2 separate regions of the Homo sapiens genome follow, and region 1 is linked to region 2. Evidence: chromatin loops called from intact Hi-C (ENCODE). Cell type or tissue: PC-3. All regions are shown on one strand. Links, peaks and the distances in the headings refer to the core of each region. The heading gives the core; the rest is flanking DNA.

What was found. A loop is a pair of places that touch in the nucleus more often than their neighbours do. Peaks named below come from ENCODE experiments on the same cell type or tissue, not always from the same donor. Only the 100,000 strongest peaks of a DNase experiment are listed, where the experiment ranks them.
Region 1: it touches region 2 in a loop (3-fold over the local background); 6 of 110 quality-filtered maps call a loop at or near these places.

Annotation. Positions count from the first base shown.
Region 1 is chr14:50,946,383-50,963,038 of GRCh38, reverse strand. It overlaps LOC400212 (a long non-coding RNA gene), which reads left to right and starts at 712. Exons shown (of 4, transcript NR_170195.1): 1 at 712-1,393; 2 at 5,823-7,185; 3 at 15,272-15,391; 4 at 16,575-16,656. RefSeq lists a silencer at 834-1,128. In PC-3, for the core only: CTCF peaks have their summits at 7,105, 7,862 and 8,062 (motif pointing left); DNase peaks (open chromatin) are centred at 7,118, 7,438 and 8,008; H3K4me3 peaks cover 798 bases; H3K27ac peaks cover 1,658 bases.
Region 2 is chr14:51,006,484-51,023,139 of GRCh38, reverse strand. TRIM9 (tripartite motif containing 9) reads left to right here. Exons shown (of 13, transcript NM_001387360.1): 3 at 183-305; 4 at 12,646-12,756; 5 at 13,907-14,060. Among named protein-coding and RNA genes, the nearest start is that of PYGL, 70 kb to the right of the region's middle. In PC-3, for the core only: no CTCF peak of the experiment used is centred there; DNase peaks (open chromatin) are centred at 8,319 and 8,829; H3K4me3 peaks cover 420 bases; H3K27ac peaks cover 1,872 bases.

The DNA of each region.
Region 1 (16,656 bases), core at 4,972-12,971, 61 kb after region 2:
CCTCACTTTACTTTCTGTGCCCGAAAATTCTCACCAGGAATACAGTATCCGAAGTGTGGAAAGCTTCCGATACTGCAGCTTACCCCATGCCTCCAGAGCCATCCTCAGCTCAATCTCTTTTCTGTTTCCTCAATTAAATCTCCCAGTCTTCAATGTTCAGGCCATTGCTGATCAAGGTAATAATCTCTAATACAATTTCTTACAACTTCCCACTAAGAAACCCATTTGAGCTTCTTAAAATTTAGAAGTTTCAATAGCATTAGAAATCCTGTCAACCACTTGACAGGGCATACATGAAAGGGTCATAAATGCAAAGTGGACCCCAAATGCCAAAGGAGCCAAGACACCAAAGAATGAGGCAGACAAATTCAGTCTGTTGATATAAAGTGATTTATTGGGGGCTGGGTATGGTGGCTCATGCCTGTAATCCAGCACTTTGGGAGGCCGAGGTGGGCAGATCACTTGAGGTCAGGAGTTTGAGACCAGCATGGCCAACATGGGGAAACCCCATCTCTATAAAGATAAAAAAATTAGCCGGGCATGATGGCATGTGCCTGTAGTCCCAGCTACTCAGAAGGCTGAAGCAGGAGAATTGCTTGAACCTAGGAGGCGGAGGTGGCAGTGAGCTGAGATCGCACCACTGCTCTCCAGCCTGGGTGATGAAGTGAGACTCTGTCTCAAAAAATAAAAATAAAATAAATTGATTTATTGGGGGGAACTTACAAACAGAAGCTTGGTCTTAGGCAGCTGGCTACAAGACAGGTAAATCTCTGCACTGCAATCGCCCAGACCCAGGATGTGTATCTTGAGGAAAAAGTATCTATACTCTGGAAGGAATATGTAGGTGGCTATAAGCATCACAGCCTATGATTTCTACAACATTATCAAGGGTTGTTTTGAGGGAAACTTACAATGAATAACTGTTCCTACATAAACAGTAATACATCACCTAGACATTTTGGAGGCATTCCCAGACTTGGGGTTAGTCAGCAGATTAGCATTTAAAATAAAGTCACTTATGTCCCTACTAGTGCCTAAAAAGCATTTAGATCAATGTCAGCATAAAGGAGACTGGACTGCAAAACAGAACTGTGTGCAAAGGGAATTTGTTGAAATAAACAGGCTGCACCCTCTGGGACAGAGAAGCATGGTCACCTGGGAAGGAGAGAAAAGGGAGCTTGGGTCACTCCAGTATCAGCAGCCAGCTCAGAAATGTAGACCTGCACAAAATAATACCCAGGCAGCTATGAGAATATCTGTTGCAGCCAAGAGGGCACCCTGCCTTCTCTTTTCATATCCAGTGAAGACTGTCCCTCTCCGTGACACCATGGCTGGAGGAAGTGGATACACCGTGCCTGCTGCATCTGAGGGCTGAAATGCAAGATCTTCAAAGGTCAGCCATGTTCAGGGCATTTTGCTCACATTCTTGAGGACAAAAATTATGCTTCTCGGTGTAGCAGAACAAAAGAGGGGAGTTGAGAGTAAAATGGCTAGAAGGATGGGAATTTTTAAGTTCCAGCCATTGCTGCATTGAGAACACCAGAAGGGTGTTTTCAGAAAAAAAACTGCTTATTTTCTTCTCCCTGCCTGCTTTTGTTTTTAAAATGTTTTAATGGAACCTCTGATTATGCAAAAGGAAAACTCCAGCCCAGCTCAGCAGAGATGACTGAGATAATGTGGAACTAAATTTTTCTGTGCAGTAATTCATCTTTGTGCAGATAGCATCTGGCAATGGAGGCTGGTTGTTTTCTTCTTTCTTTTTCTTTTTTTTTTGAGACAGAGTCTCGCTCTGTCGCCCAGGCTGGAGTGCAGTGGCGCAATCTTGGCTCATTGCAACCTCTGCCTCCCAGGTTCAAGTGATTCTGGTACCTCAACCTCCTGAGCAACTGGGATTATAGGTGCCCACCACCACACTCAGCTCATTTTTTTGTATTTTTAGTAGAGACGGGGTTTCACCATGTTGGTCAGGCTGGTCTTGAACTCCTGGGCTCAAGCGAGCCACTCGCCTCTGCCTCCCAAAGTGCTTGGATTACAGGCGTGAGCCACTGCACCCGGCCTGGTTGGTTTCATTTTAAGGTACTCCTTTTTGCTCCTGCCAAGCTCAGAGATTGCAGTTGGAGTTCTCAAGACAAGAGGACATGGTAAAAGCCATTCTGCTCCAAAACAATGGTCAGCAGAAACATGGAAGCAGAGTAAGACCCAAGGAAAGAAACAGCCAGTAATGAATTCCCTTGGACAGTGTTTGTCTAATGGACTTTGGGTGCAAGGATGTCTGATATCCAATTTTAAGGCATTTCCTGCTCTGTGAGATTATTCTCTTCCCTTACCTCCCTCCTTGCCAAGTTTTTGAAAAGGCTTCTTTAATTTATATAGACCAATGTCAGTCTTTTTTTAATTTTATTTATTAATTTATTTATTTTTAGATGGAATCTGGCTCTGTCACCCAGGCTGGAGTACAGTGGTGCGATCTCGGCTCACCTGCAACCTCCGCCTCCTGGGTTCAAGCGATTCTTCCGCCTCAGCCTCCTGAGTAGTTGGAACTACAGGTGTGCACCACCACGCCCGGCTAATTTTTGTATTTTTAGTAGACACGGGGTTTCCCCATGTTGGCCAGGCTGGTCTCGAACTCCTGACCTCATGATCTGCCAGCCTTAGCCTCCCAAAGTGCTGGGATTACAGGCATGAGCCACTGCGCCCAGCCTAAACCAGTGTCAGTCTTAAGTGAAAAGTGCTTGTATGATTGAGACTAAGTGATTTGGGGATTGGTGAGTAAGCCAATATGGGCAGAGTTGATTGTGAATAAACCAATGCCCAAACAACACATTTCCTCTAATATTTCTCCTACTCAAAGAGTTATATGCCCAACTTTATCCTAAGGGCCTTTGTGAAAGTAGAGGTAATGACTCATCTGGTAACTTAATTTCCTAGTGGGTCATCATTTCAAGGGCCCCCAAGACCACCCTCATGTTTAGTGATTTGCTAGAAGGATTCAAAGGACTCAGAAGTAAATGTATTCACAGTTACAGTTTCTTGCAGCGAGAGGACACAAAGCAAAACCAGCAAAAGCAAAATCAGATACAAAGCAAAATCAGCTACAAAGCAAAATCAGCACATGGGGCAAAGCCCAAAGGAAACCAGACATAAGCTTCCAGGGTCCTCCCAGTAAAATGGCACAGGATGCACTTAACAGAGCCTACGGTTTTTATTGGGGACTGGTCATAGAAACCCTCTGCCTAGCACATATAAAATTTCAGACTTCCAGCAGGACAGTGGTATTCAGCATAAACCATATTGTTTGTACAAACAGTCTAGGCACAGTAAACCATCCTTATCAATTACGGAATGGTAGGAAGACTCCTGAAAGCCAAGTTCCCAGATGCTAGCCGTGGGTCAACCTTGCAAGTAGGCCTTTCTGAGGTCTGCTGTCTCAGGGCTGCTATGTTAGCTCTTTTTCATTACAGTCACCCAGAGATCCCCCTCTGCAGCTTCTCCATCACCACCACTGACCTTAGAGTTGTTCTGGATTCTGTTGTATAAGTTATGGTCTTGGAGACCCTATAAAGGACTGCAGGATTTCTGGTTCTGTTCAGTTTTGCCATCTATACACAAGAAGTTCTCAGAAACATATGTGTTGAACAAATGAGCTGTTTAAAAAAAAAGGGGTGCTTTAAAAACTGAAAAAAATACTCCAAAATATTAAGAAGGGATGATGTTATTACGTATAACTTTTATTTCTATTTGTATATGCTTTCCAAATTTTCTAGAATAAACACATTCTATTTTTATTATTAGAAAATAAGTAAAACAAATATTAGTTTCCAACAAATCTGCTAAACGATGCTCCTGCAGATTAGATGCCCAATCCGCAAGGTTGAGCCAAGATCCACTGGATAACTTTGACCCCCCAGGGATATTTTTAGCCACAGACATTCTGAGTGAGGCCCACATCACAAAGCGTTTGTTTCTTAGGACCCAGACTTAGTGTTGCTCCTTTTCATACAGTCTTCATAGCTTAAGCTCATGAAACACGGTGGTCAATGCTTACAACAAACTTGCCAACTTATTAAATAAAAAATTAGAAGATTCACTGATTTTTCCTGGTTTCTAGTGGTAATGGCTACAAACTATGAGTGCCACAATCAGCTTTTAACCATCTGCACAGATAGGAAGAAAATTTTTTAATTAAAAATTACTTTCCAAGCCTATTGTCCTGGGGTTAATATTAATAATTAGTTTGCAGGATGAGGCATTCTAAAAAGATTCTAGATAGCAGTAAAAAACTATCCTGCAAGTTTTTATATCTGTCATGAGCAATGAAATGGTTTATATTGTTACCACTTATTATAACTTATGATAACTAATCAAGATTCGACATTAATAAATAACATAAATACATAAATAAAATTATCAGTACCCAGCTACTCTAAATAATGTCATCCCTCTTTCTTTCTGGATTTCTAGTCAAATTCACTTTCTTCATTACTTCAAATACTTTACTTCTAAAGAACAGTACATCTGTACCCAAACAACATTTTTCACATACAGAAGAAAATGCATTAAAACTTATATATCAGATCTAGCAGTTATATTTCCAACAGAAATGAGGACATGCATGCAATAAAAAACATATACAGGCCAGGCATGGTAGCTCATGCCTGTGATCCCAACACTTCAGGAGGCCAAGGTGGGTGGATTGCTTGAGCCCAGGAGTTCAAGACCAGCCTGGGCAATTTGGTAAAACCCCATCGCCACGAAAAATACAAAAAATTAGCTGGATGTGGTGGTGCATGCCTATAATCTCAGTTACTCAGGAGTCTGAGGCATGAGAATGGCTTGAACCCAGGAGGTGGAGGTTGCAATGAGCTGAGATCACACCACTGCACTCTAGCCTGGGCAACAGAATGAGACTGTCTTGAAACAAAACAAAACACGTACAAATAGGTTTATGGCAGCTTTGTTCATGATAACTCCAAACTGGGTGCAACCCAAATGTCCATCAGCAGCAAAATGGATATATAAAATTGTGCTTTGGGAGGCCGAGGCGGGCAGACTGCGAGGAAAGGAGATTGAGACCATCTTGGCTAACACGGTGAAACCCCGTCTCTACCAAAAATACAAAAAATTAGCTGGGCGTGCACACCTGTAGTCCCAGCTACTCAGGAGGCTGAGGCAGGAGAACCGCTTGAACCCTGGAGGCGGAGGTTGCAGTGAGCCAAAATCGTGCCACTGCATTCCAGCCTGGGCAACAGAGCGAGACTCCATCTCAAAAAAAAAGTGCTACATTAATATAATGGAATACTACATAATGATGAAAATGTAAGAAATTTGGCAAGAACATAAATGAAACTTACAATGTTGAGTAAATGAAGTCAGACAAATAGAGACATACTGTATAATTCCATTTATACAAAGTTTAAAACTGGCAAAAGTAATCTGCCATATTGGAAATCAGGGTAGCAATCACCCTTAGGAGACAGTGACAGGAAGCAGGCACAGGAGGGGCTTCTGAGCTGCTCATAATGTTCTGTAGCTCAGTCTGGCTACGGAGCATGAGTCATCATCCATTTGGAGAAATTCATTGCGACGCAAACTTAAGATTTCCACACATTTTAATAAGTATGTTTTACTGATAGAAAAATATTACCCTCTCCAAAAAAGAGGGTTTACAAAGAGCTTACACATAAAAAGACATCATTTATTAAAGTTCTTTTAGCCTCTTCCTCTCCCTCTCCCTCTCCCTCTCCCTCTCCCTCCCCACGGTCTCCCTCTCCCTCTCTCTCCACGGTCTCCCTCTCCCTCTCCCTCTCCCTCTCTCTCCACAGTCTCCCTCTGATGCCGAGCCGAGGCTGGACTGTACTGCCGCCATCTCCGCTCACTGCAACCTCCCTGCCTGATTCTCCTGCCTCAGCCTGCCGAGTGCCTGGGATTGCAGGCGCGCGCCGCCACGCCTGACTGGTTTTTGTATTTTTTGGTGGAGACGGGGTTTCGCGGTGTTGGCCGGGCTGGTCTCCAGCTCCTGACCGCGAGTGATCTGCCCGCCTCAGCCTCCCGAGGTGCCGGGATTGCAGACTGAGTCTCGCTCACTCAGTGCTCAATGTTGCCCAGGCTGGAGTGCAGTGGCGTGATCTCGGCTCGCTACAACCTTCACCTCCCAGCCGCCTGCCTTGGCCTCCCAAAGTGCCGAGATTGCAGCCTCTGCCCGGCCGCCACCCCGTCTGGGAAGTGAGGAGCGTCTCTGCCCGGCCACCCATCGTCTGAGATGTGGGGAGCGCCTCTGCCCCGCCACCCATCGTCTGGGATGTGGGGAGCGCCTCTGCCCCGCCACGACCCCGTCTGGGAACTGAGGAGTGTCTCTGCCCGACCGCCACCCCGTCTGGGAGGTGAGGAGCGTCTCTGCCCGGCCGCCCTGTCTGAGAAGTGAGGAGCCCCTCCGCCCGGCAGCCACCCCATCTGGGAAGTGAGGAGAGTCTCCGCCCGGCAGCCGCCCCGTCCGGGAGGTGGGGGGCAACTCCGCCTGGCCGACGCCCCGTCTGGGAGGTGGGGGGCGCCTCTGCCCGGCTGCCACCCCGTCTGGGAGGTGTACCCAACAGCTCATTGAGAACGGGCCAGGATGACGATGGCGGTTTTGTCGAATAGAAAAGGGGGAAATGTGGGGAAAAGAAAGATAAATCAGATTGTTACTGTGTCTGTGTAGAAAGAAGTAGACAGAGGAGACTCTATTTTGTTCTGTACTAAGAAAAATTCTTCTGCCTTGGGAAAAAAAAATAAAGTTCTTTTAGTAAATGTTTGAAAACTCTGATAACTTGACATATATATATATATATATATATATATATATATATATATATATACACACACACACACACATATACACACATATATGAGATGTGAGATGTGCATATGTGGTGAATATGTGTGAAAGAGAGATGCATACCTCTCCAGTTCCCCTGAGTCTTTGAATCAGAGGGCATTCCATTAACTCCAACACAAATGCCAGTAGTTCTCACTCCCATTTGTCTCACCAAACCTCCAACTATCATGTCCTGTATTTCTAGGAGTCTCCAGGAGGTGTCTCCATGTGCTGCTCCCAGTCCTGCTGGCCACGCCCTGCCCCACTGGTCATCACAGTTCATCCAGATCCTCCTCTAAGATACAAGAGAATGACTCACTTCTTCCAGTTAGATGGTATGATGCTGTTTCTGAGTCTGAGTATTTTCTACAAAGCTTGGTGAGAAAATTCTTTCAGGGTTTGCTGACAGCCCTCTACATCCACAGGGTATACAGGCTTCTAGGTAGCTGGACCAGGGAACAGAATCCAGAAACTGCTACCATGCCATAGTCAGACTTACTGCTCCCCTCTGACAACTAAGGCTTCTTCCTGGGTGAAGTGAATCAGCAGACTCCTGCCCTTAGGGTGAGTTCTCACCCAGGAAGCTTCTCAGCCCTCACAGCTTGCTAGACATGTCCGCATACATCTAAATCCCAGCAGGGGGTGTGATCTGACATCTTTCCCAGATGGCTCCACCTCCCCTAGGCACATAGAGTTCGCCCAGGCCTGTCTTACCAGTTCACAGGTGTGCCCAGACAGGCCTGAAACCCTGTGCTGGACCCCAGCACCGCTCCCTCTACTTCACGACCCTAATCCTGTAAGCTCATGTGGTTCACTGGGAGGCCCAAGCCACCAGCACATCAAACTTTGAGTGTTCTTTAAATCTATCATAAGAATGTTGAAACCCCATACTTTTTTATAATTTTTAAATTTCTCCAATTTATCAGAATAATTTTTTTCTTTGGATTTCAGTGTATTTACATCTAAGATTTTAAAATGGAGAAAATGCCATCTCTTTATGCTCTGTCTAGAGTGATAAAAATAATCCATTTTTATTTATCTTCTTCAGATTATGGGTCATTTTCTCACAGGGTTTTGGTGCATAAATATCTGGAACAAAGAAAGGGAAATGAAGCAGTGATTAAAATTGCAGTCACATCCTGCTGAACCATTCACTAGCCTATGATGTGGAGTTCAAATGGTGAATTCTTCCACCTGCTGGTATCAGCCTGTCTCTGCAATTCACACATCAACTCCCTAAAAAACATAAAATGAAAATTCTGAGTGGGGAGAAATTTTACATTTTCATCTTAAGCTGGAAACGTATTATGACTCAATGACTGAGAAACTATCATTCAATGAGGTGGAGAAGGAAATGGAACTTCTAGGAAGATAGAGAAATGGCTGTTATCATTTGGTTTCTAGACAAATGCAAGATGTTCTTTTCTTCCTGTGACCTCAGATACCACCTAAGATCTGGGCTACTTGTTTTTTCTTTAGCATAGTCTGCCTTGTACCTTAATGCGAATATGGTGCCTTGAAGTAGTTTAAAGGTTCTGGGTAAGGCAGATGCCATGAACTGAATTGTTTTACCATTGGCAGCGAGCACAGTACCTTGTACACAGTGAGTACCCATTCAATGATCGCATTGTTGATATCCCAAGTTGGCTAATGCCCAGTTCTTCTTTCATGACCCTACAGGAGTCCTATAGTCATGGTTGTAAAAACTGGGTCAGGGTGTAAAACAGCCATTCCTGCAGTAAGTATAGGGACTTGTACTTAAAGGTAAGACCAGAAGCAGGAAAATAAAGAGAAGAGGTGGTTCTCAGAAGATAGGATCCTGGGGAGACAAGGTGTTTTGTTATTCTACAGTCAGTTTGGTTCACTGTTAAGTGTCCAGCACAATGCTGGACTCATAGTAGGTACTTAACAAATATTTTCCTAATAAATCAATAAATTAGAAACATTGAATTTGAAAAACAGAGGTAGGTTATGCTATGCAAAGCTATGCTCAATGAACTATAATCTATTTAATACAAGAAATGCAAAAAGAAAAGCCCTCATTTGTATATGAGATCAGCCTACAGTATATCCTCAGACTCCCAGCCTCCATCCTAGGAAATATTAAGTGAAAGGGAAGTTATTTTCTTCCGGCATTTCTATATGTTTTAAGCTAACACGTGTTATCCTTCACTATCTAAGCACCTTACTAGTTAGAACTTTAACGATGGATAAACAGCTTAGAGAAGTTAAAGTATTTGGCATTTGAGAATTTGGGGTTTGTGATTCCTTAGGTTTACCCCCATAAGGGAACAAAACTCTAAAATTCAATAATATTTTTTATAGAAGCCTATATGTTTTATATAGTTAAAGCCTGCAATTAATCAATCATGTACAAAGGGCAAGTCAAAATGTGGGCTCAATGGAGGGTTTGCATTACAAAGACCCTGAGACAAGGCAGCAAAGAGGCTGTCCCTTGTGCACATTGCATCATGATTATCTGCTGAAACCCTGTGCTTAGCACACTTTTCACTTCCTTTCCTTGGTCAGGATTTGTTCATATCTCTTTGCAAAATTGTCCAGAATTACTCTCCTCATTTGCTCCCATACAAAGGTGAAAGCTTGGCTAGGCATGGTGGCTCACGCCTGTAATCCCAGCACTTTAGGAGGCTCAGGTGGGTGGATAATCTGAGGTCAGGAGTTCAAGACCAGCCTGGCCAACATGGCGAAACCCCATCTCTACTACAAATACAAAAATTAGCTGGGTGTGGTGGTATGCACCTGTAATCCCAGCTACTTGGGAGGCTGAGGCAGGAGAATCGCTTGAACCTGGGAAGCAGAAGTTGCAGCGAGCCAAGATCGTACCATTGCACTCCAGACTGGGCAACAAGAGCAAAACTCTGTCTCAAAACAAACAAAAAACAAAGGTGAAAGCTTTTTCTGGAACATGTCTTATTGCATTAGTAATAACTCCAGTGGGCAATGCAAATACAAACAGCGTATAAACTCAGATGTGCAAGGAATGCAGTGTTTCATGTGTCTGTGTGAAGAGACCACAAACAGGCTTTGTGTGAGCAACAAGGCTGTTTATTTCACCTGGGTACAGGTGGGCTGAGTCTGAAAAAGGAGTCAGCAAAGGGTGGTGGGATTATCATTAGTTCTTACAGGTTTGGGGATAGGCGGTGGAGTTAGGAGCAATGTTTTGGGGGCAGGAGTGGATCTCACAAAGTACATTCTCAAGGGTGGGGAGAATTACAAAGAACCTTCTTATGGGTGGGGGAGATTATAAAGAACCTTCCTAAGGGTGAGGGAGATTACAAAGTACATTGATCAGTTAGGTTGTGGCAGAAATAAATCACAATGGTGAAATGTCATCAGTTAAGGCTATTTTCACTTTTTTTATGGATCTTCAGTTGCTTCAAGCCATCTGGATGTATACGTGCGGGTCACTGGGGATATGATGGCTTAGCTTAGGCTCAGAGGCCTGACATGCAGCTTTATATTTTTTGTATTAGTTTAACTGCTTTTTCTTGTTTTGTTTTTTTGAGGTAGAGTCTTATTCTGTTGCCAGGCTAGAGTGAGTGCAGTGGCACCATCTCGGCTCACTACAACCTCTGCCTCCCAGATTCAAGTGATTCTCATGCCTCAGCTTCCCAAATAGCTAGAACTACAGGCGTGCACCACCATACCCAGATAATTTTTGTATTTTTAGTAGAGATGGGGTTTTGCCCTGTTGCCAAGGGTCGTCTCAAACTCCTGGCCTCAAGCAATCCACTGGCCTCAGCCTCCCAAATTGCTGGGATTACAGCTGTGAACCACCTTGCCCTGGCCTGTAACAGTTTCAGTTTAACTTCTAATGTAAGCTCTCATTCCTCCAGGGAAGAAATTTGATCTCAAATTCAGTCAACCAGTCTATTCAACTGAGGACCCCTCAGCAGGGGTTCCCTGTGCTAAGGCCCTGGTGGCAGTAGCCAGTGGAGAGAAGGCTCTAGCCTTGATACCTCTCCCTTGGGTATTCTCTGAATCAGTCTTCAGCGCTGGGGATTTGGTCAATGGCTGCCCTGCGCCTCCCTGGGGATGAGGAGCCTTTGTGAACCTTGTCCAAGCCCTGACTACTGAGACCCTCCAGGCAGTCACTTCCTCGCTGGGCTCTTCTCAGGAAGCAGAGCAAAGTCCTGGGCACTTCTCAGATACTCAGCCTGCCTGGGATTTCTGCTACCTGATCAAGGAAGCCAGCTCCAGGATCCTGACTCCAAGACCAGTGATGTCTCTACTCCCCACACCTCCATGTCATCTTCTCATTACTGCCCCACTTTCCTCAGACCCTTGCCCTCACTCTTAATGTGTCTCCTGAATGTTAATTTGGAGTTCAAAACCAGGAAGGCTCACATCTTCCTCAGAGATTATAAGCACCTCAAGTGCTACAGCAGCTCCCCAAGGGAGATAGGGAAAAAGTAAACCATCAGGAGAAAATCAAAACACTGGTTAATATGTCAAAATATAATCCCAACCCAGAAGTTTCCATCTTAATAATGCTTTTACCATTTCCTGGCACTTCTCCACTCATATCTCTTTTGAGCTTAGCCATCTTTTTTTTTTTTTTTTTTTTTGAGACAGAGTCTCACTTTGTTGCCTGGGTTGGAGTAAGTGGTGCGATCTCAGCTCACTGCAACCTCCGTCTCCAGGGTACAAGCGATTCTCCTGCCTCAGCCTCCCGAGTAGCTGGGATTACAGGCGCCCGCCACTATGCCCAGCGAATTTTTTGTATTTTTAGTAGAGATGGGGTTTCACCATGTTGGCCAAGCTGGTCTCGAACTCCTGACCTCGTGATTCACCTGCTTTGGCCTCCCAAAGTGCTGGGATAACAGGCGTGAGCCACCGCACCCAGCCGAACTTAGCCATTTTATGGACTGAGAAGGACAGAGATCTTTGTCCTTACTTTGCAGAAGTTGAAATCAAGGCACTAAGTGATTCTGCAATCTCAGCATATTCCACAATAGGCATATGAAGGCTGTCAGTGATTTGAGGGAGAGGAAGAAGACAGGCTGGAAGTATTTCCATCTTTTCAGGAACTCCCACTGGACTATGCCTAAGAATTCAAACTACTGTATCAATGAGCAAATCAAATATGACAGGACCTGAAAGTGTCAGGAACATCCGCTTGTTTCAAGACAAGCCAAATATACTCAGGTAACGAGTAAATGGTCACTGTCACAGCCAATTATAGAGATGGCAATGCAGTCAGCTGCATTGTCTGCAGACACTAAGGGAATTCAAAAGTAAAATAAATCTGGGTTCTCAGTCATCTTTCCTTTTCTTTTCCTTTTTTTCTTTTTCTTTTTATTTATTTATTATTATTATACTTTAAGTTTTAGGGTACATGTGCACAATGTGCAGGTTAGTTACATATGTATACATGTGCCATGCTGGTGCACTGCACCCACTAACTTGTCATCTAGCATTAGATATATCTCCCAATGCTATCCCTCCCCACTTCCCCCACCCCACAACAGTCCCCAGAGTGTGATGTTCCCCTTCCTGTGTCTATGTGTTCTTATTGTTCAATTCCCACCTATGAGTGAGAATATGCGGTGTTTGGTTTTTTGTTCTTGCGATAGTTTACTGAGAATGATGATTTCCAATTTCATCCATGTCCCTACAAAGGATATGAACTCATCATTTTTTATGGCTGCATAGTATTCCATGGTGTATATGTGCCACATTTTCTTAATCCAGTCTATCATTGTTGGACATTTGGGTTGGTTCCAAGACTTTGCTATTGTGAATAATGCCGCAATAAACATACATGTACATGTGTCTTTATAGCAGCATGATTTATAGTCCTTTGGGTATATACCCAGTAATGGGATGGCTGGGTCAAATGGTATTTGTAGTTCTAGATCCCTGAGGAATCGCCACACTGACTTCCACAATGGTTGAACTAGTTTACAGTCCCACCAACAGTGTAAAAATGTTCCTATTTCTCCACATCCTCTCCAGCACCTGTTGTTTCCTGACTTTGTAATGATTGCCATTCTAACTGGTGTGAAATGGTATCTCATTGTGGTTTTGATTTGCATTTCTCTGATGGCCAGTGATGGTGAGCATTTATTCATGTCTTCTTTTGAGAAGTGTCTGTTCATGTCCTTTGCCCACTTTTTGATGGGGTTGTTTGTTTTTTTCTTGTAAATTTGTTTGAGTTCATTGTAGATTCTGGATATTAGCCCTTTGTCAGATGAGTAGGTTGCGAAAATGTTCTCCCATTTTGTAGGCTGCCTGTTCACTCTGATGGTAGTTTCTTTTGCTGTGCAGAAGCTCTTTAGTTTAATTAGATCCCATTTGTCAATTTTGGCTTTTGTTGCCATTGCTTTTGGTGTTTTAGACATGAAGTCCTTGCCCATGCCTGTGTCCTGAATGGTAATGCCTAGGTTTTCTTCTAGGGTTTTTATGGTTTTAGGTCTAACGTTTAAGTCTTTAATCCATCTTGAATTGATTTTTGTACAAGGTGTAAGGAAGAGATCCAGTTTCAGCTTTCTACATATGGCTAGCCAGTTTTCCCAGCACCATTTATTAAATAGGGAATCCTTTCCCCATTGCTTGTTTTTCTCAGGTTTGTCAAAGATCAGATAGTTGTAGATATGCGGCGTTATTTCTGAGGGCTCTGTTCTGTTCCATTGATCTATATCTCTGTTTTGGTACCAGTACCATGCTGTTTTGGTTACTGTAGCCTTGTAGTATAGTTTGAAGTCAGGTAGTGTGATGCCTCCAGCTTTGTTCTTTTGGCTCAGAATTGACTCGCTCTGTCACCCAGGCTGGGAGTGCAGTGTGGCGATCTCAGCTCACTGCAAGCTCCGCCTCCTGGGTTCACGCCATTCTCCTGCCTCAGCCTCCCAAGTAGCTAGGACTACAGGCACCCGCCATCACGCTTGGCTAATTGTTTTTGTATTTTTTAGTAGAGACGGGGTTTCACCATGTTAGCCAGGATGGTCTCGATCTCCTGACCTCGTGATCCACCCACCTCGGCCTCCCAAAGTGCTGGGATTACAGGTGTGAGCCACCGCACCTGGCCCTCAGTCATCTTTCTAAATATTTGAAACAGCGGAGCCTGGATAACAACCTTGGTTAACAGATTCATACATTAAATATGCTGAGTGCAGTGTACTCAAATTCCCTCATTGAGCATAAAGCTCAGCCCATGGTTTACACCACCCCTTTCCAGAGTGTTAGTGACCTGTCTGTGGGGCCACTGTGGACCTCTGGCATTTCCCTAGATTGCAGAACTGATTAGAAGATGGTCAAAAACCAATAAACAGTACAAAACAGGCCGGGCGCGGTGGCTCACGCCTATAATCCCAGTACTTTGGGAGGCCGAGACGGGTGAATTACCTGAGGTCAGGAGTCTGAGACCAGCCTGACCAGCATGGTGAAACCCCCCTCTCTACTAAAAATACAAAATCTAGCCAGGCATGGTGGCGCACGTCTGTAATCCCAGCTATTCAAGAGGGTGGGGCAGGAGAATCACTTGAACCTGGGAGGCAAAAGTTGCACTGAGCCAAGATGGCGCCATTGCACTCCAGCCTGGGTGACAAGAGCGAGATTCCGCCTCAAAAAAAAACAAACAAAACAAAACAAGTGAGTAGGGTAATAGGTTAGCTGAGATGCAGTCAGAATTCAGGTTTACTTAACAGATCACAAATCCTGTTTCAGGGGAGGAGAAACAACATTAAGGGATTTGAAAACCTCTTCCATCACTTACTGGTGAGGTGATCTTGAGCAAGCTACTCACCTTCTCTAAGCCTCGATTTCCTCATCTGTGAAATGGAAAGAAAAACAGAACTTGTCCCACAGAGCTGATGAGAAGATTAAATGAGTAATGCACATTATGGGCCTTGCCAGAGTCCTTGGAAAATGCTAGTTGCCGTTTTGATAATCTGAAAGTGGTATGCCACCACAATAGGCCCTGCTTTGAAACATAGTGGGTATTAATCTGTATTTGTTTATCTCATATCTTTCTGTGGTGGTCACTAGAAAGGACCTCATAGATGCCCCAAGCTGCAGGAAGCATAACCGACCCAGGGCTCCAGATAGCCCTGCAGAGGCCATGCCTCCGGGAGGATGATCCCACCAATGACCGAGCAGAGTACCGTGGACTCCTGACAGCAGATGCCCTCCAGAACTGCCCAGCAGCACTGCTGGATCTTCCTGGGACTACAGGGCTGTCTGAGATATGCCCTTCTACCCTTCCCTCTCTCTCCCCTTCACTCTAGGTCACACTGGCATCACAGTCTGATGCTCTCTCTGGCTAGCACTCCCCGTTTTTCCCTCCCACAAGCATTTACCCCAGTAAAAAATCTTAACATGTTTAATCCTGTTTTAGCTTCTGCTTCTCTGAAGACCCGAACTAACACACTACTTTCTCATGTTTTTTTGTATTTCCAACAGTGGGAAACTTACACTTGTCCTATGAGTTCTGGACTGTTTGTTCAGCTACTTACAAACGCCATTTCGTTACAGCAGCCACGGGGAAGCAGTGGATGAGAAGCAGGAATAATATAGGCCATTGTGAGTAAGGCTGCTATAAACATGTGAGCCACTGAAATCTGATACTTTTTCAGGGATCCATAGTTTCTGGTTCTTTCTGGTCAAGAGAGGCTAAAGGAAAGGTTTTTAAAGATATTAATTTTCTTAGTCAAGTAACTTAACCTCTCAAGGCCTCAGTGTCCTAGACTAGCACAGAACAAGCAGATGAAACAAAGTTTATATCAGAATGTCAACTGAAAAAGTATCATTTACCATAAATGGAAGATAATTGTATTAAATTCTAGTTAGATGCTAAAACTTCAAGAACTTTTAGAGTCTGTACCTGCATTCTGTTAAAAATATAGATTAAAAAATGCTAACATGTTAACACAAAGGACTTTCCAGAAAGACTTAAAGAAAAGTGAAAGGGGAATAACTGTCTTGCAATGTAATTCATTGTCGTTTAAGACTGGGTCTATGGAACACCCTAAATCACCTGGTTCCATCACGTTCTTTTTAACATGGAGATGGATAGTTTTTCCCCATACTCTATATATTGAGCATTCTATAGTTCATGATTTTTCTGCATAGAGAATTGTTCAAGCCGGGGGTGCAGGCTCACCGACTGGATAGTGAATCAAGAAAATAGTGTGTTCATTAGTTCATCATTACCCTGAGTTTCCAACAAGAATTTAGTACAGGAAAGTAGACAGCGGAGCTGGGAGCCATCTATTTGAAACTGTCTTAAGCAAAACTAAGAAACCGAGTAAGCTTGCTTTTGGTGTCTTTCATCCCTTCTTGTGTGCCCCCTAATTATTCACTCCCCAATGCCCAGACATTATGATGCCTTCTCCTGCTCAGAGACCTTTCTGGGAGGAAGACCTACTCAGACCTGGTATTCCCTCATCCTAGGCTCTACCCTATTTTTCATCCAGCTGTTAAAGCTGAGTGACTAATTTCACACTTATGTACGAATGACCCATAACTGGCTTAATGCTGTGACCATCTTGGGGGTATTCAAAGCTGATAAACACTTTTTTAAGTTATATAATAATCAAAGAAGCTTATCTTTCTGCTTTATTTCAAATTTCACCCCACAGGCCTTACTTATTTTTAAGATCAATGATTTTGATGGGCCCCCCCTTCCCACTCTTAATTCAGGGTATTTCTGGCCCCATCCGGATCCAAACTCTAATGCTCATCTCTTCCATACTGTCCTTTGCAGGTCATCGGTATTGCAAGAGTTGCATAAGGCCCAATTCAGTCTCTGCCCCAAAAGCTCAAGTCCAAACTTCAGAATCTGGGAG
Region 2 (16,656 bases), core at 4,199-12,198:
TTTAAAGCAAAACATGACCACTGTAGAATAAAGTTTATCCAGTTATTTTTTTAAAATTACCAAATGTGCATTGTGGACAGAGTTCCTTTTCATTCCCTTCAGCAGGATGGGGGAGCTCTGTTTTCTCTGGCAGCCTGAGGCACCCAGCAGCTTGCAGTTGAGAAATGTGCTCTGTTACACAGGAGAACAGTGTGGAGTTTGAAGCCTGTCTGGTGGCCCAATGTGATGCCCTCATCGATGCCCTCAACAGAAGAAAAGCCCAGCTGCTGGCCCGCGTCAACAAGGAGCATGAGCACAAGCTGAAGGTGAGTGCTGCATCATGGGAAGAGCAGAAAGCCAACAAGCCAGGCTCCCGAGGGGCATGATGGACAGGCTGGGAGAATTCCTTCCCATGGACAGGAGGAGAGGATGCCCACAGCCTTGGGTAGCCAGTGGTCTGGCCAGAAAGGAACAGACACCTCCCTTCATTCACTACCTGCTCCTTCATTTACCCAAATAATGTTTGTTGGGTGACTTTTCTCAGCCAGGAACTGCAATGGACATAGGAATAATAAAGAAATCAAAATTCTTGCCTTCATGGGACTTATATTCTATCAAGAGGGACAAATAATAAACAAGATAAGTGTCTTCCTCCATTTTATGTTGATATAGCGGAATCCCACAGACTGGGTGATTATAAATAATAGAATTATATTTAGCTCATGGTTCTGAAGACTGGGAAGTCCAAAAGCATGGTGTTGGCTTCTGGTGGGGCCTTCATGCTGCATCATCCCATGGCAGAAGGCAGAAGGACAGGCGAGCATGGGAAATGAGAGGATAAGAGCCAAACTTCAACCTTTTATTGGGAGCCCACTCCCATGATAATTAACCCACTCCCAAGATAATAGCATTCGTCCATTCATGAAGGCAGGGGCCTCATGTCCTAATCACTCCTTAAAGGCTCCACCTCTTAATACTTTTATAATGGCAATTACATTTCAACATGGGTTTTGGAAGAGATATTCAAACCATAGCAATAAGTAAGTAAAATATGGAGTATATTAGTAAAAAGTGCTAAGAAAAATTCTAAAAGTAGGAAAAGAGGATGGTGAGTACTGGGGATAGGGGTGGAAATTTTGGATAGGGTGGCCATACACAGGCAAAAAAATGTGTTTTTGAATTGAAAAATAGAATCTGTACTTTCTAGAAAATGAGCATGATTTGTCTTAACTTCTCAAGTGAACTTTACAGTTGGAAGCTGTAAAGAATTTTGTCATGACATGGTGGAATCAACTGGCTATTAGAATGGGACCCTATTGGCAGGACTGGTCCTCCAGGAGACATCTGATATTCCATCTATCACCCCATTGGTGCAGGGCAACAAGATGTGAGAGGAAGGATGAATGCATGGGAAGAGCAAACCAGAAGGGGTCCAGCAGTAGACAATCAGCTGAGGCCCACACATGTGGCCAGCAGGCTTCAGAGTGGCTACTGGTGGGTGGTGGGTATGTGGTGTGCAGTGTTGATATGGCATTAGGATGAAGGGAGAAATGAGGTCTGGTCTTACGCTCATAGTGCTGGCAGGGGAGCAGGAGGAGGCAGGGACATGAAGGTGGTTCAGAAGGACTTCTGCCCTTATGGAGTTTACAGTTCAATGGAAGAGATAAGCTATACCCACAGCTGACTCCAACATAGGTACAGAGTGGGCTTCCAGGAGAGAGGTGCCCAATGTCATAGAAGTTTGACAGGGCAAAATTACTTGCAGTTAAAACGGTCACAGAGTACCTCAAGAGCTGGCACCTGAGCAGTCCAAATTGTAGGAAGTGTGTGTTAATGACCATTTACATTCCTACCTGCAGGAATCGGCAAAGCTGTCAGGGAAGAAGTGGGTGATTAGCACATGTGCACTGTGGTCTTGTTCCATCTGGTTAGGCCTGAGGACCAAGGGATGTTTTCTGTATCCAGCACCTGGCCTAACATTGCTAAAAAACTGTCACTATAGCCCTTCAATCTGAGCACCCTTCAGAAACCCAAAACTTTTATTGTTATAGCAGTCCTCAAAATATCATTCGAATCACATAGAACTGTATAAAATAAAACCACAAATGTCTTTGGGAAATGAAACTGAACAGTTTTCCCCGCTAAATAGTGGAACAACTATTTAAGTACCTAGCCATAACATTTTAACTTTCTTCTTAATGGAAATATCTCTTTTGAAACATTGCGAACACTTCCTGGCACTTTTTAACAGAACATGGTGAACAGTTTGCGACAGTCACATGGTGATGGTAGGGCAACTCCAGCCTTTCTATATGGGAGAGACATAAAGGCAGCAATCTGGAGGAGGAATTTTTTGATGATTGAGAATGCATCATTTATCCCTATCAAAGAATGGCAGAAGGCATGAGAAGCCCCGTTGCCCTCCTGCTTAGTGTTGCCTCTGCAGAACAGGACTGTGTGAAAATCAGTTAAGGACTGTGCTGTGGCTGCAGATGTCATTGCCCAGGAATGGCTTTCACGCATCGCTGGGATGCCACATCGCGTGACTATGTCCTCTTCCCTCCTCTGATGGTCCATCTGTACTGGCTAGGCTGCCCCAGCAGGGAATGCGGATGCATTTGGGGGCCACTGAGCAGAGGCAGCTGCCTGCCCTCATTCCACCCTGCCCAGGCTGGAGTTTCCTGCCCAGACCTCAAAGGACTGCAGAAACCAGAGACAGGTGGCTGGCTGTCCCCCATAGCAGCAAAGCTGTTCTGTCTTCTATCTCGAATGATTTGTTTTTCTGCTGTTTTCAGCTGATTATATCTGTCATTGCTTCCAAAAACAGCCACCAGTGCCACTCACACTGTCATGACCACTGATACAGGCCTCCACGGCTCGCTCGCTCTCCTCTCCCCCTGCCTTTTCCCTTTCTTGTCACTCTTGTTGCTACTCAGATTTGTGAGAAAAGACTGGCCTTTTATAGACATCACTTGCCAAGCACAGTACTTCTTTCTATCTTTGTTGGCTAACCCATCACTCACTGTCCTGCAGGGGTAATCTTATGTTCTTCCGCTTCCCTTTGGCTGAGTTCTCTGAGGGCCTGCTTTTTGCTGACAAAGAGAGGAGTTGTGTGTGTATTTTTCGGGCAACTCTCTCTCCTTGAGCAATCCAAAAAACTAGGAATGCTGGAAAGTGAGTGTGTACTTACGCAGTCTTTATAATCTACTCATGTCCCTCTCTGAAAGCACTGATTGCTTGAACAGATTTAATAGTTCTGGTTCTGAGGCAAGATGGAACTGAGTGGTAAAGAGCCCAGGTTCTGTGTCATAGAGGCTGGGGTGAGAGGACACACTTTCTCACTTACTAGGTTTCTCATCTTGAGCAAGTCTGTGGCTCAAAAGTTTATTTCATCTGTGTGTAAAATAAGGCTGGAAGTGGTACCTCATAGGGCATTGCAAAGCACTTAGCACAATCTTTAATGTATATTAACTGTTATTGTTGTGATTGAGAGAGAATGACTGGAAATATGGTTTCATTCAACACCCTGAAGAAGAGTTTCCAGGGGCTTGTTTTCTATGATACCATAATTCATAGCCTAGAATTAGCTCATACACTGGTGTTATTATCCATGAACCTGGGAGATTCTTTAGTGGCATGAGTTCATAATTGATCATTGTATAAAATAGTTCACAAAGTTTGATGAGCTAAAAAAAAGCAAAAAAGCTTTGGAGACATATGCAGATGTGGACATGTTTGAGGGAAACTGTTTGAAATGTAAATTATAGTTAATACTACTCTGTGGTTTGATAAGATGCTGGGAGCCAAATATCTATTTTCAGAATGTGGTGAACTAATGCGAATGTCAGAAAGCTACTGAGGGAAGAAGTGTTTTTGAGCTTCCAATAAAAATATTACTAACTCATATTTGGAACTACTTGGGCAGTATTCCAACAGTGAGCAGAGCACACTGGACCTCCAGGTTTCTTGTCTTGGTCTGTCCATTGTGTTAACATCCTTCCCAGGTCTGCTTTAGCTGAAGAAAGCCTACATTTCCTATCTGTGCTCCTCACAGGGAATTTATGACAACACTTAAACTAAATTGTGCCATTAATGAAATCTATGCTTTCTTCAGAAACTTTACATATGCCACTTTCTCTTGATAAGCCCAAAGACATATCTGAAAATTATTTGTTGTTTATGTAACATTCACAATTTGACATAACCCTGAAATTGTCTTAAATGTGTTCTCTCTAATATTTTAGAATGAATTCACACATTGAATAGTAAGAGGCGATATGTATTTTCTTGATTACCTTTGAACTCTAAGATAATCTGAAAGAAAAAAAATGTTACAGTTATTCCAAATGATTCTGGGGAAAAATTCTAGCTTTCAGTTTCCATGTGTGGTTGGTAAATTTAACATACCAACAAAATTACTCAGCGAGGATGCTGAGGGCTGATGAGAAAGCTTACCATGTTGCGCAGTCTTCATATTAATATTTACTGAGGGCCTCCGTGTGCCCATTGTAGCTATCTGTAGAATGCTTGATTTTGAGGCCTAGTGTAATCTATGAGTTTTGTTAGAATAATTATCATTCTTTTCACCATTATCTTTGTTATTATTTACCATGTATTGCCTGTTATGATCCCATTATGTTTGCCAAAAATTAATTATATCACGTATTAAGAACACAAATTTACGTTACGGATATTATTGGCATATGAACTGCTTACTGCAGCTATTTTGCCATCGTTTTATGACAGGCAAATAATCCTTTGATTCAGATGAGAGAGAGGAAAGAAAGAAAGAAAGGGGGGAGGGAGGAAGGATAGAAAGAAGGAAGGAAAGAAGGAAAGAAAAAAGGGAGGGAGGAGGGAAGGAAGGAAGGAAGGCAGGCAGGCAGGCAGGCCATCCCAGCTCACAAAAAAATTAAAAATAATTAGATACTATTTGACTGGCTACAGTCATTACTAGAAAAAAAAAGCAACTAATTCAAGCCAAGAACCACCTCAATCCCTGTAAAATTAATGACAAAGAACTCAGTTATTCCATTACAATGAAGACATTTGGAAAAATTAGGCACACTGGAACAACTTGAAGCTTTCAACTGCCCTCAGCAGAAGTCTGTAGAAGCCAATTCTAATTATTTAACCACAATTATGATTGATTACAAGCCCATCATGAATGATGAATTCCTTTCAGAGTTTCATTTGGCATATTTTGCAGTCTTCTGCTTCCCACCACATAGGAGCAAAAATCACAAGAGAGACTGTATGGGATAGGGTGCCCAGGCTACCCATGGAATCACGAGGAAGCCCCATACACAGCTGGAGTTCCTCTAAGTTAGAAATCACACCCCTGAACAGCCCCCCCACTCACTTTGGCAATGCCAATCAAAGTCAGTCTCAGAGCTTCCTTAGTACTCTTTGCTTCAACCCAGATATGGGTGACACCTCTTACCTCCAGAAGGCACCTAACTCATACTTTGAGGAGATGGAGTAATCCACTATACCTTGCTACACTTCACATGCTACAAAACATCATACTGCTTCACTCTTATTGCAACCCACCTTCAGTGGTAAATGTTCTCCTGTGTGGTTGGGACTGCCCAATATGCTTCTCTCTCCCAATGTCTTGAATTTCTTCTTTTATTAACTTCTCTGTACGAGGATACAGTATTCTATACATTAAGAGCATGCTTTGCATATTCCACTCCATGTTTATTGGTAAGGCATTGGTGATATTCACACTTCTAGAATAGAAATTTCACAGCTTTACTGTTAAAAATCTCAAGACTTCCTAAAAACAGGTGTGTGTTTTATTTAAAGGCCTAAATGATCCTTTTCTCGATTAAAACCGCAAAGCCTCAGACTTGCCTTTGAAGTGATTAGTTTGCCAGTGTGGGTAAATTAATAACATTAGTATAGAAGGTGGTATCAAGAGAACGGGGAAAATATTTGCCTTAAACTATGAGGGAGAGTGGTGGCATGTGAGAAATTTAAAATGCTCTTTTTTAAGTTAAATGCTGTAAGTTTTAGTGAACGTGACAATGAAATGGTAGATAATGTTCTACTCTTGGAAAAAACAAGAGAATTCTTTATTTTGTCAGAAAGATCTAACAGCCAAAGCACTTCCCCTTTAATTCACACAGTTAATTCAAAGCATCAGTTGGTCATCATGCTTTAGGACACAATGGGACACATAGAAACTCCCTCCTGATCAAAAGGACGCATGGAGAACAAACACTTCAAACTTGCATCTTAAAAGTACAGTCAGCCCTCCATATCCATGGGTTTTGCATCCATGAATTCAACCAACAATGGATTGAAAATATTCGGAAACAAAAGTCTCTCCTGAACATGTACAGACTTTTTTCTTACTATTCCTTAAACCACTGGTCCCCAGCCTCTTTGGCACCAGGGAGCAGTTTCATGGAAGACAGTTGTTTTCCATGGAGTACAACTGTCTCCTCAGTGTCTGTGGGGGATTGATTCCACGATTCCCTGCAGATACCAAAATCCACAGATGCTCAAATCCCTGATATAAAATGGCATAGTATCATTAATGTTATGTTATTAGTAATAATTAAATTATGTTATTAGTATTAATATAATTAATATGCTAATAATAACATAATGTTATTGTGTTATTAATGATATGTTATTATTAATATTATTATTAGAGAGAGAGAGCTGCAGGGGGGTAGGGGGTGGGGGGGAATGGTTCTGGGATGAAACTGTTCCACCTCAGATCATCAGGCATTAGATTCTCATAAGGAGCGGGCAACCTAGATCCCTTGCATGCGCAGTTCACAGTAGGGTTCCTGCTCCTGTGAGAATCTAATGCCGCTGCTGATCTGAAAGGAGGTGGCCGCCGCTCACCTCCTGCTGTGCAGCCCGGTTTCTAACAGGCCACGGACCAGTGCCAGTCCACGGCCCGGGGGTTGAGGACCCCTGCCCTTGCCTAAACAATACAATATAATACCTATTTACATTGTATTAGGTATTACAAATAATCTAGAGATGATTTAAAGTATATAAGAGGATGTGCATAGGTAATATGCCAGTACCATGCCATTTTATATCAGGGACTTGAGCATCTGTGGATTTTGGCATCCTCAGGGAATCGTGGAATCAATCCCCCACAGATACTGAGGAGACAACTGTACCGGACCTTAAACAAAAAGGATTAAAGGATTACCTTATGCTTGGGGGAAATTGTTTTAAACTATAATGGGAAGGCATAGCTTATATTTAAGAAAGAACTTTTTGAAATAGTAGAGAAAGAATGTTAGTGTTTACTTAGGCTGCAGTTCATTAGTGATATCCCATCAAAACCTATGATGAGAGAGAGTACTATAGGAAAAAGCACTGGCCAGGTGTGGTGGCTCACGCCTGTAATCCCAATGCTTTGGGGGGCCAAGGCTGGAGGATCACTTGACACCAAGAGCAGCCTGGATGACATGGTGAAACCCCATCTCTACCAAAAATATACACATTAGCCAGGTGGGGTAGCATGTGCCTGTAGTCCCAGCTACCAGGGAGGCTGAGATGGGAAGATCACTTGAGCCCAGGAGGTTGAGGCTGTGGTAAACTGTGAGTGTGCCACCACACTCAGCCTGGGTGACAGAGGGAGACCCTATCTAAAAAAAAAAAAAAAAAAAAAAAAAAAAGAAAAGTAAAGAAAGAAAAAAGCATTTATTTAAAAAAGATAAAGAAAAATTTTAAAAGAACCACATGTAAAATGGAGAGGTAAATGGAGGTGGGGGAAGGTGTCAAGGTCATGGTTGGGTTAAGCATGAAATTCTCCTAATTAACCTCAGGTCTTGCTTCTGGTTGTGTCACATGAACTGCCTGGAGGAAGGAGATTGGTCTGTTAGTGATGGGAATGTAATTGTGAACAGGCAGGACAAAATTTTACCTGTGTATTGTGTACTCTCTCCTGAGTTGCTCTGTGCTACTGACAATGTCTGAGAATTCAAAGAGACACAACAGTCCTTCAGACTCTCCTTTAACCAGTAGATATCAGTGTCATATCCTGACCCAAGAAATGACCTTTATAAATTTGCCACTTAACAAAATAAAACTGTTCAAATGATCAATAGACACTTGCCATCCAGAACAGATGGTGGCTCCGCTGATAAAATTTTAAAAGCCTTCTCTGAAACTGTGGACTGCAGATTAATTCACTGTCCTGTGGGAGCTGGTTTAGGCTTTAGTGCAGATGAAAGCAGGAAGACTGTTCTCCTAGGCCCTGTTTGTGTCCTTCCTGCAACTTGCCCTGTCCCTGAGAAAAGGACCTCTTGAATCCAGCCCACTGCATACGTGATGCCAAGGGGTTCTCTGGCACATCAGAGCCAAAGCACGGAAATGTGTCATTCAAAGACAACAGTGAGGTGGCCTGGCTTCCAGGAATCATTTTCTATGAAAAACTCAATGTAGAAATAAATGATCACAAAATGTGGTATGAGTAACGCAAGTTGAAGAAGATAGCAAGTAAGAGAGTTGATAAAGACAACTAGAGAGAAAGTATTTATACTCTTAAAAGATCTGATTTAAGGTAATCTGCCTGATTTCTATAATGTGGGAAATCTTGCTAAATTAATTCAGAAACTCTAAGTTAATTACAGGGCACCCAAAATGCTTCTTTGGGAACCCCATAGTTTAATTTTTCGCAGTGATTTTATCACAAGCTATTGTGATCATTGTGAATGGTTGATTAAAATGTAAAAAAGGTGGACCAAAATCAACTGTAGCGAGAGTGAGGGATTGAGAGCCAGGAACTCAAGAATATTGAGTCCTTCCAAGGAGCTTGAGTCATAGAATGCAGGAGCCAATTGCAAACCCCTGCTGAAACTCCCCGGCTCTTTGGCAGTGCAACAATTAAGCTTCTTAAGAGTCAGCAGAGAGCCCCAGCACTCAGATAGCTCCTTCAGCACCCAATAAACCATGCTTGATAAGGAAATTTATAGAAGCAAATGTGGAATTTTATGAGGACTGAGTAATGTATTTATTTCAGTACATGAATGCATCATTGAACTGAATCCTCTGGAAAGGAAACACAACAATTCAGTCTATTTTATCTCAAAAGCAGACTGACTCTGGGTTATAGTGCTCAGATTTGATCTGTCCTTATTATTCGGACTTCCAGTACCTGTAGTCAAGGGCAGATGTCATTTGGATGATGAAATGATGACTGTGGAGGTGTCTGCTACCTGGCAGCACCAATACACTGGCTACCAAAATATAAAAATGTCATCCTGGAAACAAGTTAGTTCAGCCTCATACAGCAGAGGGGAATAGCATATTAGCTGTAGGTCACCTCTCTTTAATTTTTAAATGTTTTACTTGTGGGGTTTTCCTCCCCAAGAAATGGAAGCCTAACCTTCCTGTTATTTTATGAATAAAAAATAAAATAATTTGTATTCATTGAGCCCAGACCAACATATGGTGGTGGTGGTTGTCAGGCATACTGGATGTCAGAAGAAAATAAATCAACCAGTGAATTTTAAATTTGATCCCCCCAAAACTCACAAAAATAATCTTTCCATCAGAGTTGGTTCCTTTCACCAGTGACAATAAAGAGATTTTAAATCCTACATTTTATTTTCCTTTTTAATTATTATTAAAAGTTAAAAAGCAGTAACAAATCATCTATCAGAAAATTGGGCGATGTAAATAAACAATCTTGAAAAAGAAGGACAAATTTGAAGTTCTTACATTTCCTAACTTCAAACCTTATTATAAAGCGACAATAATCAAAATAGTGGATACTGGCATAAAGACAGATATATAGACCACTGTAATAGAATAGAATCCAGAAATAAACTCTTACATACTTGCTCAAATGATTTTTCACAAGGTGCTAAGACTATCCAATGGGAAAAAGGCAGTGTTTTTAATAAGTGGTGTGGGGAAAATTGGATATCCACATGCAAAAAAAAAAAAAAAATGAAGTTAGACACTTACCTAACTCCATATCCAAAAATGACCTCATAACAGATCAAAGAACTAAATACAAAACCTAAAACTATAAACTCCTGGGAGAGAACACAGGGGGAACCCTTTGGGACACTGGAATTGGCAATGATTTCTCAGATATGACACCAAAAGCAAAGGAAACAAAAGAAAATATAGGTAAGTTGGAAATAGTTGTGTCTCAAAGGACACAAGGAGTGAAAAGGCAACCCACCCAACAGTATGAAATATTTGAAAATCATATATCTGATAAGAGACTGATATCCAGAATATATAAAGAACTCCTACAACTCAACAACAAAAACACCCAATTTTAAAAATGGGCAAAGACCTGATTAGCAGCGAGGGTACACAAACAGCCGATAAACGTATGAAAAGATGCTCAGCATCACCAGTCATTAGGGAAATGCAAATTGAAACCACAATGAGATACCACTTTATACATTTACGATGGCTATATTTTTAAAAATCAGAAAATAATAAGTGTGGGCGAGGATGTGGAGAAATTGGAACCCTTGTGCATTGCTGTGGGAATGTAAAATGGTACAGCTGCCATGGAAAACAGTATGGTGATCCCTCAAAAAATTAAACATAGCATTGCCACATGATCCAGCAACTCCACTTCTGGGTATAATACCCCAAAGAAGTGAAAGCGGAGACTTACAAAGATATTTGTACACTCGTGTTTATAATCACTTTATTCACAGTAGCCAAAAGTATTCATCAATGGGTGAATGGATAAACAAAATGCGATATACATACATCAGAGTATTATTTGTTCTTAAGATGAAAATGTTGACACATGCTACAACATGGTTGAATCTCAAAGACATTATGCTAAGTGAAATAAGCCAGTCACAAAAGGACAAATATTATATGATTGCACTTATGTAAGAGGTTCTTAGCATAGTGAAATTCATAGAGAAAGGAAGTAGAATGGCGGTTGCCAGGGGCTGGGAGGAAGGGGAAATGGGGATGTTGTTTAATGGGTTTAGAGTTTCAATTTGGGAAGATGAAAAAGTTCTGGAGATGGATGGTGGTGATAGTTGCACAATAGTGTGAAAGTACTTAATGCCACGGAATTACACACTTGAAAATGGTTACAGTGGAAAATGTCATGCTGTGTATATTTTGCCACAATAACACATTAAGAACAAAAAAATCAGAAATAATGAATGAATGAGTTGTCAAAATATTAGATAGAAATTTAATGCCCAATAATAAGAGAACAGGAATGATTAAGCAAATTAAGATTACCCACTCAATGGGATATTTTTGTAACCATTGGTTGTGGCAACATGAAAACTGCCTGTGATACAGTATTAAGTTGGGGGAAAGGGAAGGTAAAATTGTCATATACAATGACTGCAACGATAAATAAGTCTGATTCCAGAGAAAAACTAAAAAGAAATGTCAAAGTACTTTAAAAATTTACACTAGAATGATAAGAGTATTTGCTTTTTCTCATCTATTTCCTGATTGTTTTGGAAAGTGGATGAAATAATATTTAATGGAAAATAAATTTATAACCAAAAATGAAAAGAAGGAACAAGGAACATTTTAAAATAATTATTATTAGATTCTCTTTTGGCTATTATCCATAAAATCCAAAACACTAGATGTATTTTAGGCTTTTGCAAAGTAGTATAAATATTGGGGATGTGAGTAGTTATGGTTCCTGGAAAACCCTTCTTCAATTTTACGCTTCAAAAACCATTCAAAGATAGCTGCAGTGTAGTCCCAGCTACTTGGAGACTGAGATAGGAGGATTACTTCAGCCCAGGAATTCAAGACCAGCTTGGGCAACATGGGAGGACCCCATCTTTGGAAATAAAAAAATATATAGGCATTCAAGATTTGGGTTACTGAGCAGAGGACACAAATGACAAATGCCTCTGAAGAAAAAAACTGTTCAAGGAATGTCATGCATTCATCACCAAGCACAGACAGCTTCTTAGAAGCAGAAACCGCTTGCTCAGAGAGATGCCTATTTAGGTTAAAGCAGACTCACAGCTTGGCAAATGAGCAGCCTTTACAACTGCTCTCCAAATGAGGCAGTGGTTTCAGTGGGTTATTCTTAAAACTTAATTCTGCATCCGTCTTCTTTCTTCAGCTTTTCATTAGCTCATTACCTCTCCCAAGCTCCACCTTGGCCTTCCAGGTCCCCCACCATCCACGCAAGGAAAAAGATGCAGAACAATTGACCGTGGGGCTGTGGGGAGGGGCAGGAAGGGAAAGGAACTGGGTTCAGATGGTGATGTCTGCTCTTTACAAGTAAAGTAGAGGGCACTGAAGGTGGACAGTGTCACCAAGCACAGCTGCAGCAGCATCTTGGGGAACTATAGCTCCTCCACAGACCCCCCAGCAAACATCGCTCAGCAGAGTCAGCTTCACAGAAAAGTGCAGGGCAAAGTGACCTTTGGAAGGTGTTCGTTGATGCACCAAGGTCACCAGATCTAGGGTTCCAAGATCTACCTGCCTTCCCTTCTGATGGGTCCTGTTACCAATTTCCTTTGATAATCTTATCCCATCTGTCTTCCAGAGCCCTTATCCCCAGCAGACACTGCCAGAAAATATTCTCATAAATTTAGTTCCATTCCAGAATGGAATGGATTCTGGTTTGAAGAAGCTTTCCAATGGTCCAGTTTGCTTCTCTTCTACCCTCTGCCATCTTGGACTGTTCTGTTGTTTTTTTTTTAATCCTAGGTGGTTCGAGATCAGATCTCTCACTGCACAGTGAAATTGCGCCAGACCACAGGTCTCATGGAGTACTGCTTGGAGGTGATTAAGGAAAATGATCCTAGTGGTTTTTTGCAGGTAAGAGTTAACTAGTTTCTGCGTCAGATTCTAAATGTCCCATAGGACATAGTCTAGGATGCTTAAGTCAGACTTCCAACAGCCCTGGGTGGGCCTGTGTCCCTCAATAACAGAACCTACCTCACACTGCAGTGTACATGGAAGTAAGTGCCGGCTAAATAAACTCCACTGACTTCCCGGAAGTCTCTGGCACCATGTACTACAAGTCTGAGAGGTCCATGGGCTTTTTTCTTTTTCTTTTTCTTTTTTTTTTCGCTTCTTTTTCTTCTTTTGTTTAATCATGAAAACATAATTCTCTGTAAGTTCTTTCAAAGTGGAGTTATTGCCTTGCCCAAGAATTCGGTCCTTATTCATTAATATCTCTTGGGCAGTTTTGTCAGATGTCTAAGTGTCTAAGTTTGTAAGATGTCTACCTTCTTGACACCTTCTGCTGGCCAGAAAGTCAGTGATTTCTCAAATGCAGAGATTTCTCATTCTTCAGTGTTAATTGTTTTAGTGAGATGCTATGGTGTAAGCTGGATTTTACTTAAGCTTTGATCCCAATGATAAGGAACCTTTTGTTAAGGAACATGTAGATCTCTTCCAAGTCACACTCTACTAAACTGGCTAAGAGTGACAGAAAGCGATTGAATATAAGAAATGAAAGAGCTTTCTACCAAAGAATACAGTGATAATCACATGAAGATGATGTGCTTAAAATGTGAGAAATTCCATGTGCACCCTCACTAAACTATTTTATGAAACTCATTTCCAAGTCTTTATAGGATACCCACACTTTAAATTAGAAGGGTTGAGCTATTGATTCTAATAGAAATTAACTAGTTTCCAACATACCATCCTTTAAAGTTGTTGGCATTTAGTAAATCTGTCATAAATAGCATGATCATATATTCAGATTTGTCTAATAAATCAGTTAACACCTGCTAATTATTTATAGTGCCCCCCAACTCACAAAAGTGTTCAGATTTGCTTGATGAATTGTGAGTCACCCTAGTCCTAATGGGGTGTTCCTCACCAACAGCACTGAGGCAGTCAGAGTATGAGTCCTCAAGGCAGTTTGGGAGTAATGCTCCTGGAGAGCCAAGGGGCAGTGTTGTGTTTCAAGTGTGGTGGTGTATTTCTTAGGCTGTGGTCCTCTTTATCTGATTAGATTTCTGACGCCCTCATAAGAAGAGTGCACCTGACTGAGGATCAGTGGGGTAAAGGCACACTCACTCCAAGGATGACCACGGACTTTGACTTGAGTCTGGACAACAGCCCTCTGCTGCAATCCATCCACCAGCTGGATTTCGTGCAAGTGAAAGGTATGTCCTTGCATCCCCCAAGTCAGAGAGCAACATCCTGAGTGGATGCTGGTGCTTGAAGCAGGATCAGTACCCCTTTGGCTAATGTAACAAGAATATGGAGTGGCTTCTAACTTATGTAATGAAAATGTATCCTTATAAATGTGTGACCTACCTTTCAGCAAGCTGGATAAATTCAGATCAACTCAATGCTTGCCTCTTTGAGAGTCTTAGAGATTTCAAGTGCTCAGCACCAGAGAACAGCTGACACAAAAAGAGGAAAGCAGAGAGAGAAAGAGATCATCACAATACATAAATAAAATCTTGGTACAGAAAGGAATCCAGAAATATTGATATAAATCAGGGGAGTCCAGAATTGAAATGATTGCTTCCACATGGATAGAGATAGTAAGCAAATGGTTGAGCATGGATCAGTGGGAATTTGAGAGGATCACAGTTGGCCTGCCAATACTGGCAGAAAAATGCAAGCCTGGAAGGAAAATGGAAATTTGATATAAACTTTAAAATTTGATTATGTGATTAAGGGATATGGCAAGGTCTCTTTGAGATTCTGGGTGGGGGCTGAAAATATTTTAAGGAAAACAACTCTTTCAAAGAAAAATAACAACTCAAGCCAACCATGCAACAACATTTTTATGGCAGTGTAATACCCATTTGAAAAATATTTCTTTTTAACTGTTTCTTTTGAAATACACAAGAAGTTACAAAAATAGTAAGAAGTTTTGTTCATCTTTTACCCAGCTTGCTTTGATGGTTACATCTTGTAGCTATAACATAATATCAAAACCAGGAAGTTGACACTTAACAGTGTGTGTGTGTATAGTTCCATGCCATCTTATCCTATGTACAGATTCCTATAATCACCACTGCATCGGGATACAGAATGAAGATCTCCCTCCTGCCACCCCTTTAAAGTCATAGCCCTCCCCTCCACCAACTCTAATCTCTGGAAACCCCTAATCTTTTCTCCATCTCTATAGTTTTGTCATTTGCTGATTTTTTAGATTGAAATTGATTTGCTCTTTGCAACTCCTGATTTAAGCATCCATATAGTAAATGACTCTTAGCATTCAGTGCTTTAAAAGGTTTGTTTCTTAAGAAAAATCTACCTGTATGCTTTTATCAAAGAGAGATTATATAAGGCGGTAAGTCTTAGGGCTGTCTACTTAGGGTCCACATGATGCAGTTAAATGCGTTCCTGTACTTGGTATGTGTACATCTCTCAGCCTTTTAATGGATTTTTGCTCTCTCTTATTTTGTCCTTTTTTTTTTTTTTTTTGGTTTAATATGTGTTGCTTTGGGAAGATGGCTTCAAAAATTTTTGAAATAGTGTATAGATTGGAAATAAGTATGCTTTGTTACAGTAAGAAAAATGTTTAGCATTTATTGAGTGCTAACCAAACCAGACATTCTCCAAAGTGTTCTACGTATAACTCATTTTATTCTCATAACCCTAGTAGACAGTTGAAGAAACTGGGGCACAGGAAGACTGGGTTACTTGCCTGAGCTCCCACAGCTAGTGAGTGGCAAGGCCAGGATTCAAAGTCAGGGAGCATGGCTAGAGAACCAACTCCTACAACTTCTAGTTTGTGCTGTAAAGCTGGTGCCACACTGAGCCACTTCTTCAGGGAATAAGTGAATTCATCTCTTAATATTAACAAATCTACATTTTTGTTGCAGAAATTCTTTCTTGCTGTTTAAAAAAATATTTTTAATACCAGTGTGGTAGCCTGTAAAATAAACCCATCCTTAATAAAATATAGAGCCCCAGATAAATCCCCCTGGATCAGCCTCTCTCTATTCCCAATTCTTTCAATGAGATAAAAATCACTGAAGGGTATGTCACAAGTAGCTTAAAGGAAAAAATATGTCACAAAAGAGCAATAGAAAGGCTTTTGGTGAAAGAGGAAAAAATGAGCTAACCCAATTAGCCTCAGTGAGGGGGCAGGAGGAGGAGGCAGTTAGAGGGTAAAAGCCTCAGGGTTTTGAAATGCTTTAATCATCTGTCAAAATCCTCTCCTCCCCCATTCATTGCCCTCCTGAGTCATGTCCATCTGCTCACGGTGGAGTCCAGGCCAGTTGGCAGGATGGTAGAGATTGAGCTGGAGTGAACAGGCCCTTCACTGGGTATGGGAACTGCGAGTTCATGCTCTCTGCATCACAGACCACATTTCTAAAGCACTGTCACTTGGCCACTTAGGACTGCGCACAAAAGTAAGAGGGACAAGGCTGTTTGTCCAGTCTGTTCAAGTCTGCACACACAGCAGAGAATACCAAGTATTCTCAGGGCCAAAACGCAGAACCCTCTCCCAGCACAAATCCATCTGAAACCACACAAAAAACAGAACAATGATTCATGAAGTTAACCTAACAGGCCATTTGGTATAATACTGGATTATAGTCTTCCATTTTCATTTTCTTTTTTAACACTTTGTCTAATTTAATTTACTTCTGATTATTATCACTCTGCCTGGTTAATTTATATGCTTTGCTTTGTGCTCATTGAGTTTAATTAATTCAGTGAGAGCCTAGCCTTCTTTAGAATCTGAATAATTTTCATCTGTCAGATGCTTGCGATGGAAAGAAAAAGCCAAAG